2 separate regions of the Homo sapiens genome follow, and region 1 is linked to region 2. The links are chromatin contacts, found by Hi-C or POLR2A ChIA-PET in ENCODE. All regions are on one chromosome and are shown on one strand. Each heading gives the region's core, a stretch centred on a gene start or an enhancer-like site at or near the end of the contact. The rest is flanking DNA. Distances are from core to core; before and after follow the strand shown.

Region 1 (7,677 bases), core at 4,497-6,996, 260 kb after region 2:
TATGTTGCGCAGGCTGGTCTTGAACTCCTGATCTCAAGCGATCCACTCGCTTTGGCCTCCCAAAGTGCTGGGATTACAGGTGTGAGCCACTGCGCCCGGCCAGAAGTTTTGTTAATAATGCAATTTACCCTTCACCAGCACTTCCTCGGCACCAGCCACCACTAGCTTTATAAACACTTCCTCCTAGAATCTCTGCAGCACCCTGCAGGGCTGCGTTTATCATCCCCCTGTGCAGCCAAGAATCTGTAGCTTAGTGACTTGCCTAGAGCCAAGATCCAAACGTCAAACCACTTCACAACATCGTCTCCTGCATGACAATAATTTGTGATTTTACTGTTAATGACTACCCATGGATGTCACATTTCCAGCTGACCACTGAGGTCCAGGATGGGTCACTTCCACAGGTCAGTCACAACATTGCGACGCCTAGCTGAACACCCAGCTCTGGGTGTGAGCTCCTCTGTGTGTGCCCAGCCTGGGATTCAAGGCTTTGATGAGTTCTGGTTGGTTGAATTTAACTTACTGTCCAGCTGGTCCACCTGTTTCCTATTTCACAGAGTATTTGGTGTTTTTGCATTGTTTTCATAGCTGACAACAAACATGCAGTTTGCTAGATCTTTCTGAGCCCAAACCCAACATCTTCCCTAAAAAAAGGGTGAATTGGGCTGGGTGTAGTGGCTCACACCTGCAATCCCAGCCCTTGGGAGGCTGAGACAGGAGGATTACTTAAGCCCAAGAGTTTGAGATTAGCCTGGGCAACATAAGGAGACCCTGCCTCTACAAAAAATAGAAAAAATATTAGCTGGGTGTGGTGGCACACACTGGTGGTCCCTGCTGCTACTCAGGAGGCTGAGGTGGGAAGATTGCTTGAGCCTAGGTTCAGGCTGCAATGAGCTGTGATTGCACCACTGCTCTCCAGCCTGGGTGACACAGCAAGACACCCTGTCTCAAAAAAAAAAAAAAAAAAAAAAAAAAAAAGTGGATGAAATGCACATTGATGGTGCAGACAGCAGATTTTTGGAATTTTTAGGCTGGGCCAGAAGAAGGGTGTTGAATGGGGTATCACTGGGGCCAGCACCCGTCCCTGACTCTGGACGGTGGCAACCCAGCACCTCCCAGGCAGTCTCCCACTACCAGATGGAGAAAGGATGAGACTGTGCAGTGACGCTGTGGGTGCTGTGTGATCCCATCTCGTCTGGTCAGAAAACTCCTCGGAGCTGATACCAAAACCCCATGACAGAATTGGGCAGGGAATGATACTTTCTGGTCTAAAGCAGGATATTTTGCAATTGCGGTGACACGTTTTGCAACAGAGGCTGCTCTGAGGCAGGACTTCTGGAAGGCAGTGTTTTGATGCCACTTTGGACTTTCTAGGGCAAGGCAGGCTCACAAAGCTTTTGTTTGGAGGGGTTCCAGTAATTTCTCACAGTGAAAATAGAATTATTGCCCTTCTAACGTCATTTAAGTGTTTAATAATCAAAGTGGAATGGTCATGGGCTGTCTTGTGTGCCCCTGCCATTGGATGTGTGACCTTATTTGGGGTGACATGGCAAATCTAAACCCAACAAAGCTGCTGCAAAGGGTCTACTCTCGGCTATTACTCCTGGGAAATGTGCGGCTCAGACACCACGACCTTCACTCCACTCCTGGTCACCAGGGGTTTCACTTTCTATGGCATTTACTTCTGCACATTTTGGGATTTAAAAAAATGAAGATTGTATTACTTTCGTAATAAGCAAAAAAGATAGTTTTAAAAAGTCTTTCAGACCAGGTGTGGTGGCGCACGCCTGTAATTTCAACACTTTGGAAGGCCGAGACAGGTGGATCACTTGAGGTCAGGAGTTCCAGACCAGCCTGGCCAACACGGCAAAACCTCGTCTCTAATGAAAATACAAAAATTAGCCAGGTGAGGTGGCCCGCGCCTGTAATCCCAGGTACTCCGGAGGCTGAGGTAGAACTGCTTGAACCTGGGAGGTGGAGGTTTCAGTGAGTCGAGATTGCATCACTGCACTCCAGGTTGGGCAACAGAGCAAGATTCCGTATTTAAAAAAAAAAAAAGTCTTTCACAATTAGCTTAACTTCTAAGGGAGTATCAGTCCCGTGCCCCTAAACCATCATGATAAAGGAGGTATATAGTATTTACTTATTTATTTACTTGATTTATTTTGAGACAGAGTCTCACTCTTATCACCTGGGCTGGAGTGCAGTGGCAAGATCATGGCCCACTGCAACCTCCGCCTCCCGGGTTCAAGCGATTCTCCTGCCTCTGCCTCCCGAGTAGCTGGCATTACAGGTGCCCGCCATTACACCCAGCTAATTTTTTGTATTTTTAGTAGAGACGGGGTTTCACCATGTTGGCCAGGCTGGTCTTGAACTCCTGACCTTGTGATTCGCCCGCCTCAGCCTCCCAAAGTTCTGGGATTACAGGCGTGCGCCACCGTGACCAGCCAACTATTTTTTCATAGATGATGAAATGTAGGCTTACAGGTAGGGTGACCAACACATTTTGTCTAGGAGCAAAACCCAATTTGCCCAGTCTTAGCACTGAAAGCCTAGTTCTGGGAACGACCACAGTCCGGGGAAATTGGGACAATTGCCCACCCTGTTTAGATGGGTTAATTGACATACTGAACACATGTCTAGCTAGGAAGAGGCACCACAGGGCCATTCATTTACTCTTGGAGCACCTGCTGTATGCCAGATGCTATTCTAGGTACTACTGATACAGAACTGAACAGAAAAAAACTTCTTGCAGTGCTCACATTCTTTTTTTTCTGATATAAATGCCCTTCAGAAGAGGCCACATTCTTTTTTTTTTTTCGAGATGGAATTTCACTCAGTCGCCCAGGCTGGAGGGCAGTAGCGCAATCTCGCCACTGCAACCTCTGCCTCCAGTGTTTGAGCGATCCTCCTGCCTCAGCGTCCCAAGTAGTTGGGATTATAGGTACCGACAACCACGCCTGGCTAATTTTTGTATTTTTAGTAGAGACGGGGTTTCACCATGTTGGCCAGGCTGGTCTTAAACTCCCGGCCTCAAGTGATTTACCCACCTCGGCCTCCCAAAGTGCTGGGATTACAGGCGTGAGCTGCTGCGCCTGGCTCAGAAGATCCCGCATTTTTTTTTTTTTGACGGAGTCTAGCTATATTGCCCAGGCTGGAGTGCAGTGGTGCTATCTCAGCTCACTGCAAGCTCCACCTCCCGGGTTCACGCCATCCTCCTGCCTCAGCCTCCCGAGTAGCTGGAACTACAGGCGCCTGCCACCACGCCCGGCTAATTTTTGTATTTTTAGTAGAGACGGGGTTTCACCGTGTTAGCCAGGATGGTCTCGATCTCCTGACCTTGTGATCTGCCCACCTCGGCCTCCCAAAGTGCTGGGATTACAGGCATGAGCCACTGCGCCCAGCCAAGAGCCCACATTCTTATAGGAAAGTGTGAATTGATATAAACAAACAAATACACAATGTATCAGGGAGTGATAAGTTGGGGGAAAAAACAGCAGAATAATAGGGTTAGTGAGTGCAGGGGATTGGTTTCATATTTTTTTATTTTTATTTATTTATTTAGAGACAGAGTCTCACTCTGTCACCCAGGCTGGAGTGCAGTGGTGCTATCTTGGCTCACTGCAACTTCTGCCTCCCGGGTTCAAGCAATTCTCCTGCCTCAGCCTCCCAAGTAGTTGGGATTACAGGCTCACACCACCATGCCAGGCTAATTTTTGTATTTTTAGTAAAGACGGGGTTTCACCATGTTGGCCAGGCCAGTCTCAAACAACTGACCTCAAGTGATCCAACCGCCTTGGCCTCCCAAAGTGCTGTGATTACAGGCATGAGCCACCGTGCCCCCTGGTTTCATATTTTAATAGGGCACTTGAAGAAGGCTTTTGTGCTTGAACAGAGACCCAAAGGAAGAGGAGTAAGCCAGGTATTCATTTTGAGGATGAGCAGTCTTTGCCTATTTACAGAGTGCAAAAGGGGTAACTTTGTGCTTAGTGTTTGAGGAAGAGTGGTGGCTGGAGCAGAGGCACGGAGGAGGAGTGGATGGAGGGGTTAGAGAGGGAGCTGGAGTCCCCTATCAAGTAGCAGGGCTCCCAGGACACAGCAAGGACTTGGCTCTTACTCTGAGATGAGGGGACACTGGAAAGTTTGAGCAGAGCAGTGACATAATTGGAGTTACGCTTTAAAAGAAACATTCTGGGCCGGGCGCGGTGGCTCACACATATAATCCAGCACTTTGGGAAGCCAAGGAAGGTGGATCACCTGAGGTCAGAAGTTCGAGATAAGCCTGGCCAACATGGTGAAAGCCCGTCTCTACTGAAAATACAAAAATTTGCTGAGTGTGGTGGTGATGTGCGCGTAGTCCCAGCTACTCTGGAGGCTGAGGTGAATCACCTGAACCTGGGAGGCGGAGGTTGCAGTGACCTGTGATCGCACCACTGTACTCTGGCCTGGGTGAAAGAGTGAGACTGTTTCAAAAAAAGAAAGAAAAGAAAAGAGAACACTCTGGCTTCCATAAGAGACAAGAGATGAGAAAGGTGGAAACAGAGAGGAGAAAGCAATCTATTGTCACAATGCAGGAAAGCGACTGCAGGGCCCTGAACCACTGTGGAGGCAGAAGGGTCAGATTCTGGGTGATTCTGAAAGCAGGGCTGACATGATAAGGGTAGACTGGATACTGGCGGGTGTGAAGATGCATCTAAGATACCTGTTTCTGGCCAGATTTTACAAAGGGCCCTTGTTGCTACCTTAAGGAGTTAGTGTTGAATCCTGCAGCAGCTAAGAGCTTCTGCAGGATCTCCCTCTCAACTTGGACCAACCCACCTGCCGATCCCAGCCCAGATCAATGAGATCTGCTGCCCAGTCCCCTACGCAGATAACACTAATTGTAACTGATCTTTCTGAGGGCACCTCCTGAGCAGCTTGGAAACGGAGGGAGAGGAGAGGAAGCCAGCTTCCCAAAGTGGGGTGTGGCAGGTGGCCTTAACCCTGCTGAAGGGCTGCAGTCATGGGGCTCTGAATAGATCCCCACACCACTCACCAATGAGCTTCATTTGGAAGGCGGTAACGTTAAACAAGAGGGTTTGTAAAAAATAAAGGCCTACACACATAATTTTTTCTGATTATTAAATCTAGGTGGAGAGTACGTGAGTATTCATGTTACTCTCTCAACTTTCTTGTGCTTAAAAATCTTAAAATAAAAACTTTAATACGCTCTGTCCTACCAATATTTATAGGAACCTGACTAGCAGCCAGGCTTTGGACACGCAATCCCCGGCCACCAAAGGGCTGACAGGCTAGTGAAAGGGGCAGAAAAATAACAAAACTGTGTCTGGAAGGCAGCTACTCCCTTTTTTTGTTTGTTTGTTTTTTGAGACGCAGTCTCACTCTGTCGCCCATGCTGGAGTGCAGTGGCGCGATCTTAGCTCACTACATGTGCCTCCGGGGTTCAAGCGATTCTCCTGCCTCAGCCTCCTGAGTAGCTGGGACTACAGGCGCGCGCCACCACGCCCGGCTAATTTTTGTATTTTTTAGTAGAGACAGGGTTTCACCATATTGGTCAGGCTGGTCTCGAACTCCTGACCTCGCGATCCGACCGCCTCGGCCTCCCAAAGTGGTGGGATTACAGGCGTGAGCCACCGCGCCCGGCCCTTTGTTTTCTTACCAACTAAGCAGCAGCACTGACACTGTTTCCTTTGAGGTTCCGTTTGCTGAATCCTGCCCTCTAAGGTGCTCCGCCCTTCCACTCCCCGCCCCGTGCTGCTGTCATTCCCACGCCTCACCCTGTTTTGCAACTTCTTGTTTATGAGCCTGGAAGCCACGAAGTGGTGGGAAATACGAGATTCAAATATCTGGTGGCCGTGTGACGTGAGTAAATTACTCGATTTTTCTCAGTTTCCATTTCCTATCAAATGGGTTGTTCTGGGAATTCGGGGAAGTAACAGTGCCGGGAACCGCGGGAGGAACCGCCAGCTGCGTCCTCGGACGTCCCCAAAGCCCAGGGCGGCGACTGGCACGACTGTCAGGGGCGCGTCTGTTAAGAGGACAGGGGGTCCCGCCCCGGCACAGCCGTCTCCTCCAGGACCCCTCCCGCCGACGCCCCACGGACCCCACGCCCGAGCGGAGACCGGCGCGAGTCCGGGGTCTCCGGTCCGGCAGCCCCTCCCTGGCCCGGCGCCCCAAAGGGAAGCGGCCTGGGGGAGGAGACGTGTGGAAAGAGCGGCAGAAGATAAAGAGGAAGTAGCGGTAGAGAATAAAAAGGAACTGTCCGCAGTGTGCCCGGACGCGGGGAGGCGCTGGGGTCAAGCGAGACCCGACCTGCACGCAATTCCCGCCGGGGTCCCGGCCTGCCTGCGGGAGGGAAAGGACCCAGGGCGGCTTCTGCCAAAAGTGCGGCTTCTGCCGAAAGTGCGTCTTCTGCCGAGGGGCCCACATAAGGCGCGACAGACACTCCAGCCCGACCCCGACGCCCCGCCCTCACGCATGCACATGCGCGGAACACTCCCAGAAACACATCTCCCAGAGCGCCCCGGGAGCACGCGAGCCAATTGGAGGGCGGATTAGCGGGGGCCCACGTCTCCCAGAGGTCTCCGAGTCGCGGCTCTGTTGGTCTGATTGGCAGCCGCAACAGCCTATAGCTGCTTTTCGCCGGAGGGGCCACGCGCCGTTTGCCGGGACTGAGCCGCTGTTGTCGCTGGTATCCCGGGAGCAGCGCCGGCAAGTGGAGTCGTCGTATTCCGGGCGGCCCGCGGCCCACGGGGATGGGACGTCCCGGGGCTGTGCTGACCCCAAAACCCTTCCACACTTTATTAGCCTGTCGCCCTTCTTTCATGTTTACAGCAAATATTTTCCGAGTGCCTAATGTGTCCCACTTACTGTGCCACGTGCGAGGGTGCACGTGTCAGGCAAGATCGCTGTTCCAAGGAGGCTGAGAACAAGTAAATGGTAATTACCAGTTATGACCAAAGCTGTGAAAGGAACAGATACATCAGCCTAACAGCAGCACTGCCGTTTTCTCCCTTATAATCAGCAGAGGCGGGCTAGAGCAAGGATTCTCAAACTCTGCCCCCTCAGAACCCTAGAGTACGGTTGCTGAAACTTCTGTTTTTTCCTTTTGAACAAATCTAGTAACATGCTGTGAGCCAGAGAGGTAATGGTTTGGCTCAAAGAAGGCACATGCATCTGGTTTCTTTCTTCTTTTTTGAGACGGAGTCTCGCTCTGTCGTCCAGGCTGGAGTGCAGTGGCGCCATCTCCGCTCACTGCAAGCTCCGCCTCGCGAGTTCACGCCAGTCTCCTGCCTCAGCCTTCCGAGTAGCTGGGATTACAGGCGCCCGCCACCACGCCCGGCTAATTTTCACGCCCGGCTAATTTTTTGTATTTTTAGTAGAGACGGGGTTTCACCATGTTAGCCAGGATGGTCTCGCTCTCCTGACCTCGTGATCCGCCCGCTTCGGCCTCCCAAAGTGCTGGGATTACAGGCGTGAGCCACCGCGCCCGGCCCAGGTTTCTTATTTCAGGAGCTTCATAGGCATAGACCTCCCTCCTTCCCTCCTACCCCCTCCCCCCTCTCCCAACTAATGCCAGACCGGCCACTACTTTTTAACTGTTTTACATATTTAACCTTCAAGAAAGATTTCCTTTGATCCAAGTGTATTGCAGCCCACAAAAAAGCTTGGAAACCC
Region 2 (7,125 bases), core at 103-2,602:
CCCATCTGCTCAGGAGGCTGAGGCAGGAGACTCGTTTGAACCAGGAGGCGGAGGTTGCAGCTGAGACTGCGCCAATGCACTCCAGCCTGGGGGATAGAGCGAGACTCCGTCTAAAAAAAATTTTTTTTTTAAATTTAAAGACCATAATAATTAGCCGGGTGTGGTGGCGTGCACCTGTAGTCCCGGCTACTTGGGGAGGCTGAGGCGGGAGAACTGCTTTAGTCCGGCAGGTCGAGGCTTCACTGAGCCAAGACCGCGCCACTGCAATGTAGCCTGGGCGCCAGAGTGAGGGGCTCAGTCCCCAAAAAAGCCACCTAAAAAACAAACAAAAAAAAAATTGGTGAGGCGCCGCGCCTCGGTGTCGCAGCGAATCCGCAGATCCTCAAGCCAGGTGGGGGCGCCCACTGCGCGTGTGCAGCGCCTGATAGCCAGGCTAGCTGAGGGCGGGGAGCAGCTGCGGCACCTGGGACACAGCGATTGGCTGGGACCAGGAGAGGGCGGGAAGAAGAACTTGGCGGAGCGCGCTCATATCTCTGATTGGCTGCCAAGGGTAGCCCTTGACAGCTGCCGGGTGGGACCCGTAGACCGCGAGCGCACTGGCCCGTGATTGGTTGGGGTGCGGCGGCGAGCATCTGCGATTGGCTGGGCCGCTCGGAGTGCGGCGCTTGGCCACCTCCCGAGGTACCAGGTCACGGCTGGCGGCGCGCTCTGGGGCCCTGGGCTGGCGGCCGCAACCGGGGTGGCGGCCGCAGCCAAGCTGGCGGCGCGGCTGCCCCGCTCCAGCTCGCACCCGCGGCTCGCCCGCGCCCGCGCCCACTCGCGATTGGGCCGGGCCCGCTCGACGCTGCCGCCCACCCCGCTGCCCCCGCCGTCCCTGCCGCACCCGCCGTTGCCCGGCCTGCCGCCCGGCCTGAGCCCCGGGCCGCCGACGCCCTCCGCTCTCGCCCTGGCCGAGCTGCCACCGCTGCCCGCGCTCCCGCTGCGGCCCGAGCCGCTGGCGCCCTGGGGCCCCGGCGCGCATCTGGCACTGCCCGAGCTGCCGCCCGAAGCCTGCTCACCCGCGCTCTCCGCCGCCGTGCTCGCACTGCAGGACCTGCCGCGCCTGCCCGCGCCCGCGCGCTCCGCCCGCGCTCCTACCGCTGCTTCCGCTGCCCGTGTCCGCCGTCGCCTCAGCCCCTGGGCCCGTGGGCGCGCTCGTCCGCCCGCCCCTGGTCTCCGAGCCGCCGCCGCATCCGCTTCCGCCGCTGCCCGCGCGACCCTCTCCCTTCAGCCTGCTGACGGCCCCCGAGACCCGCGACCCATGGCTGCTGTCCGCCTTTCCCCTGCCACCGCCCGTGCCCCTGTCCCCGCATTTCTTCCTGTCGCCGCCCTGCTGACCTGGCCCCTCCCGCGGCGGGTGAGTAGGCAGCCCCCGACAGGGCCAGTGCCCGTAGCCACCTTCCCCGGGCATGGATTCAGAGGACGGGGGTTAGAGCCCAGTTTGGGGAAGAGAGAAGGAGAATCGGAAGCAGCTCAGGTTTGGTAGAGAAAGGAGCGAGTCTGAAAATAGACTTGTCTAAAGATTCGGGTCTTCCATTTTCCCCTGCTGCCCTCCAGCAGGCCTCTTGCTAGGTTATTTGAGAATGTAACCCGTCCCCTGGGCTGATAACCTGGCTAGTGATCAGGGCAGCGGGCGGGGCCCACAGCACGTGTCCAAGGAAATGGGGATCAAGGGTATGAAAACAAAAGTTTAAAGTGCTGGGCCGGGCGCGGTGGCTCCCGCCTATAATCCCAGCACTTTGGGAGGCTGAGGCTGGCGGATCACCTGAGGTCAGGAGTTTGAGACCAGCCTGACCAACATGGAGAAACCCTGTCTCTACTAAAAATACAAAATTAGCCGGGCGTGGTGGCACATGCCTGTAATCCCAGCTACTCGGGAGGCTGAGGCAGGAGAATCGCTTGAACCCGGGAGGCGGAGGTTGGGGTGAGCCGAGATGGTGCCATTGCACTCCAGCCTAGGCAACAAGAGCTAAACTCCGTCTCAAAAAAAAAAAAAAAAGTTTAAAGTGCTTTAACTATATCCAAATATTTCATTTCTCTTATAAATAAAGGGTCTGGATGCCATGGCTAAGGCCATCCTCAGTGTATGGCTCTTGAAAATTCTGATCCTGCCGCAAAAGTCTTTTTTTTTTTTTTTTTTTTTTTGAGACGGAGTTTCGTTCTTGTTGCCCAGGCTGGAGTGCAATGGCATAATCTCGGCTCACCACAGCCTCCGCCTCCTGGGTTCAAGCGATTCTCCTGCCTCAGCCTCCTGAGTAGCTGAGTTTACAGGCATGCGCCACCACGCCCAGCTAATTTTCTATTTTTAGTAGAGACGGGGTTTCTCCATTTTGGTCAGGCTGGTCTCAAACTCCAGACCTCAGGTGATCCGCCCGTCTCCCAAACTGCTGGGATTACAGGCATAAGCCACTGCGCCCGGCCTTTGAAAAGTCTTCAGAAGTCAAATTTTCAACTGAAACAGATCCAGGGGTCGGGCTGGCTGTGCGCACCAGGGAAGCAGTGGTGGGGATCGATACTGGACCCAAGGGTCACATGCAAGGGCTGTGAAGTCATCCCCATGGGACAGGAGAGCTTCCCCCACCCCCACCCGGGCTGGGCCCTGAGAGGAAGCTCCTGTTCTCTCCAGCTTTGCCTGCACCCCACCTGCCAGTTTCTGTGCAGCCTCTACAACTTAATAAAGTTCTCTTTGTTCCCTAGGTGGCCTGAGCTCAGGTAATCAGGCGAAAATTCTTTCTCAGTGGGCTCTTCTCCAGCAGCCTAGGACTGGTATCAGAAAGCCAACCTTGACCCTGGGGGACCTCGGAGAGCCCGGGACCCACCACCAAGAAGGGCAGTGTACTAGTTCTTTGTGACTGCAGTAAAAATTTTATTTTTTAATTTTTTTTATTTTTGGTAGAGATGCGGTTTCACCATGTTAGCCAGGATGGTCTCGATCTCCTGACCTCGTGATCTTCCCGCCTCGGCCTCCCAAAGTGCTGGGATTACAGGCGTGAGCCACCGCGCCCGGCCTGACCGCAGTAGCAAATTTATACACACTGCATGGCTTCAAACAACAGAAATGTATTCGTTACAATTCTGGAGGCCAAAAGTCAAAAATAAAGGTGTGGGCAGGACCCTGTTCCCTTCACAGGTGCTAGGGGAGGATCCCTCCTGCCTCTTCCAGCTCCTGGTGGCTCCAGGCCCTCTGTGGCTTGTGGCCGCATCACAGGAGTTCCTGCCTCCGTCTTCACATGGCCTTCTCCCCATGTCTGTCTCCAATCTCCCTGTTTTTATGTTGTAAGAGGTTGGATTGTCGTTGAAGGTAGGACCCGCCTGAAACCTAGGATAATCTCATTTTGATATCCTTAGTTTAATTACATGTGCAAAGGCCCTTTTATCAAGTGAGGTCACATTCACAGATTCCAGGGCTTAGAGGGTGGAGGTATCATTTTGCGTGCCCCCATCTGGACATGCAGTGTCCTCTCCCCTGTGGGGCTGACCTACCTTCCTAGCCGTCTTCCCAGAACGTAATGTGTCTTAAATCCGTCATGCTGACCTGGGGCCCTGGGTGCCCTTGGGCAGGAGCTGATGGCACTAGTACCTTGATAAAGTTCTTACTGGCACCAGAAGAGAATAAAGTAACTCTCCTTCCCCTTCTCTGACTTATGGCCAGGTGCCCATTCCCACTGGCTTGCCGCTCCCCAGCTCCCTGCGCTTTATATTGTTGAGGCCTCCTCTCTCAGCTAAGAAACAGGAAGTACACAGATGTGTATTCTTAAAGACAGCATTAGCCACGGGGCCCCCACCCTCAAAGGGTGGGAGCGATAACTGCTGCTGGTTGAAACTGACAGTTACTACTGATAATAAAGTTAATTGTTACCCAGTCAGTGGAGTCTGCCCAGGTGTACAAGTGAAACCTCCATTATGCTTTTGACAAAATATGCTTGTCTTGAGTCAATACCCACCTCGATCCCCAAGGTGCCAGTCCAGGGATGTGCCAGGGTTGAAGCAGAGCTGTCTCCTCTCTGCTTTACAGCCAGGAGCACCTGAGGTTTGGGCAGCTGTGACTTGCCCAGGGAGCCCTGGGGTGGGGCTCGCATGAGGTTCTGGGAGTCCAGCCCGCTGCCCCCTGCAAGTGGGGAGCAAAGGGCACTTCCCTTGCCAGGGACATGGCAATGAGAGTGAGCCAGCTGGTGGAGGGGGCCTCTTCCGTAATCAGATCCAAATGCAGTTTTCTGCAGAGGTTTCCCTGTACTGGGAGCCTCGAAGAATTTGGGACAAGGAGGAACGGGATGGTGCTTGGGAGGCCCAGAAGAAGGAGAGGCCCTGCCCCGCTGCCCTGTCGGGAAAGAGGTTCAGGAGGCTCTCTTAGCCCACCTAGGGGGGCTAGCTCCAAAGTCAGGGTCTGGGTTGGTGTCAGGTGTGTCCTGCTTCCCGCTGTGCACTTGGTCAGGTTCGCTCAGCTCCCTGAGCTTGTTCCTGTCTGTGAAGGTGGGCAGTGAGCCCGTGAGGGTGACAGCTGCAACACCGAGATTTAGCTGCACCTTTTGGTTTGGGAGCTAGGGGACCAGCTTCTCTACCTGTAAGATCTGGGTCTTGGCTCCTCCGGGCGCAGTGGGTGACTCTGCCCTTGGGGTTCTTAGTGTGCTGCCCCCACACCCACCCCCGCACTGTTCCTGGCGCATGGTAGCTCCTGGTAACTTCCTTCCTTTCCTTTGTGGTCAGGCCACACTTCCCCCTCTAAGAGGCGCGGGTTAACCCACTTCGACCCTATCTAAGCTGATCTCTGGTTTCTTCTGCCCACCTGAGCCTCCCTGCCCCTCTTTCCTCCTAGACGGAACAAAAACGAGGTCCATTTTGTCGCTCCAGGAAGGGACTGGTGGAGAGCCGGCTTCCTTTCCTCCCAGGGTAGTACAGTGGGGAAGGTTCCCCTCCCCCACCTCTTTTCCCAGACGTGGTGGATGGGGGAGGGGACTTCGCTGGAGGTGTTAAAGTGCCATTGAGATGGTAACCACACCAAGGGGCCCCCACTTTTCCATATCAATGGCATTCCAGTCCCTGATTAGGCCCCAACCTTAACCCTTCCTTTCCCAAGATCCAACTGAATCCAGGTGCACGGGGGCCTAGGAGAGGGTCTAGGACCTCCCAACCTAGGTCTAGTGAGGGCTGAGGACAACAGGCTAATTGCTACCCATGTGTCCTGGGAATCCTCCCACCATGGGCAGCTCCCCAACCACCCTCTTCCAGCCTCTCCTAGGCTCCAAGATGTTTCTCCACTTTTACTCTCCCCAAGGGGCTTGGGGAGATACTGTGTTTTATCTTAGAGACTTGGGGTGGGAGGAGCCTGAAGCCGCACAGGGCCACTGTGAAGGCAAGTCCAGTGGGTTGGTCACTGAGGTGGGGGTGTGCGCATTTGCTGAGCAGCCTCCACCCACTCTGCTGGCTAGTCCCTGGAGTGTGGGCTTGCTTTCCTTCTTGCTCCGGTGTGGAGATGTTGGGCCAAAGAGGAATTGGGGTCTTAAAAACCTGGGGTCGGCTGGATGCGGTGGCTCACACCTCTAATCCTAGCAGTTTGGGAGGCCGAGGCAGGCAGATCACGAGATCAGGAGTTCGAGACCAGCCTGGCCAATATGGTGAAACCCCGTCTCTAATAAAAATACAAAAATTAGCCGGGTGTGTTGGCACATGTCTGTAGTTCCAGCTACTCGGGAGGCTGAGGCAGGAGAATCGCTTGAATCCAGCGGGCAGAGGTCGCAGTGAGCCGAGATCACATCACTGCACTCCAGCCTGGGCAACAGAGCGAGATTCCGTCTCAAAAAAACAAAACAAAACAAAACAAAACACAAACCTGGGGTCCCCGAGCAAGTGCGGTGGCGCTTGCCTGTAATCCCAGCACTTTGGAAGGCTGAGGCAGGCGGATCACCTGAGATCAGGAGTTCGCAGACCAGCCAGACCAACATGGTGAAACCCCGTCTCTGCTAAATACAAAAAAAGAAAAAAAATAGCCGGGTGTGGTGGCGCATGCCTGTAATCTCAGCTACTTGAGAGGCTGAGGCAGGAGAACAGCTTGAACCCAGGAGGCAGAGGTTGCAGTAAGCCGAGATTGTGCCATTGCACTCCAGCCTGGGCAACAAGCGCAAAACTCCGTCTCAAAACACAAACAAAAAAACCCCTGGGGTCCTCTTATGCCCTTTCCGGGCACAGCGCTCACTGGATGTGTGCAGCCCGCCACTGGGCTACAACGTAGGGGTTTAGAGCTGAATGTGGAACCGGTGAGTCACCGAGGCAGGGCCCGACAGCAAGTGGACCAGCCGTCCCGGTTTCCCTGGAGGACCCAATATTCAAGCTGGGAATGTCCCTCAAAAAAGTGGGATGAGCCGATCACCTTAGGCCCTAGGACAAGGAGGACTTGTTCCGGCCCAGGGAAGAGAATAGCCCCTGGGTTGGGGCTGCTGGGTGGGGGGACTTCCAGGGAGGCAGGCTTGCTGCTGCCTCCTGACAGCTGCCCAAACCTGTGTGGCTGGATTCCTGGAGGCCCCTGGAAGGCTGCGAGGGAGCCCGCTGACCGGCTTGCCTCCGTCTGCAATCTCTGCTCTCCCCACCCCAACCCTGTGAAATCTGAGCCCCAGGGGCTGGGTGAGCTGGACAAACCTGCCACAAGATTCCCTGAGTCCACTGATGGCCATTTTCCAGCCTCTGTATCACCCCCCCATCTTCCAGACTCTGTGGGGCCACCAGGTCAGCCCCCCTCGTACCGGAGGAGCCCCCCTCAGTGGAGAGGCCCAGGGGGTGGTGAAGAGGAGGCCAGGCTTCTGTTTACCTTACAGACCAGCTGATTGGCGCTGGCCTGTCTCTGTGTTTGCAGGGGAGGATCTTAAGCTGTTTTGGGTCAAGGCCCCTTTGCAAATCTGAAGGAAAGTATAAATCTCTCTTCCAAAAGTATCATTTTTTTTAAGAGACAGGGTCTCACCTAGGATGGAGTGCGGTGGCATAATCATAGCTCACTGCAGACTCTAACTCCTAGGCTCAAGAGATCCTCCTACCTCAGCCTCCCGAGTAGCTGGGACTACAGACAGGAACCACCTAACTCAGCTAATTTTTGTGTAT

What was found. Hi-C counts contacts between places; a loop is a spot of excess contacts on that map. ChIA-PET counts read pairs that join two places held with the same protein, here RNA polymerase II (POLR2A). Pooled maps may share reads with other maps.
Region 1: a map with no recorded cell type shows a loop between it and region 2 (15-fold over the local background). The contact joins the promoter of LINC00921 here to the enhancer-like site in region 2. A Hi-C loop is called at or near these places in 1 of 37 single-sample maps with no recorded cell type and 5 of 50 pooled maps. POLR2A ChIA-PET finds 5 or more read pairs at or near these places in 2 of 52 experiments (Caco-2 and WTC11).

The regions. Positions count from the first base shown.
Region 1 is chr16:3,258,022-3,265,698 of GRCh38, forward strand. LINC00921 (long intergenic non-protein coding RNA 921) reads left to right here and starts at 5,747. Exons shown (of 2, transcript NR_033904.1): 1 at 5,747-7,677. RefSeq lists enhancers at 5,808-5,967, 6,408-6,507, 6,658-6,727 and a silencer at 5,988-6,167.
Region 2 is chr16:3,003,484-3,010,608 of GRCh38, forward strand. No RefSeq gene overlaps it. Among named protein-coding and RNA genes, the nearest start is that of CLDN9, 5.9 kb to the right of the region's middle. RefSeq lists enhancers at 280-1,238, 385-679, 2,485-2,779, 4,115-5,074, 5,075-6,032 and silencers at 344-637, 385-679, 624-723, 734-823. Within about 2 kb of position 1,353, at least 13 of the 41 ENCODE cell types and tissues checked have a DNase peak (open chromatin) inside an H3K27ac peak, as active enhancers do.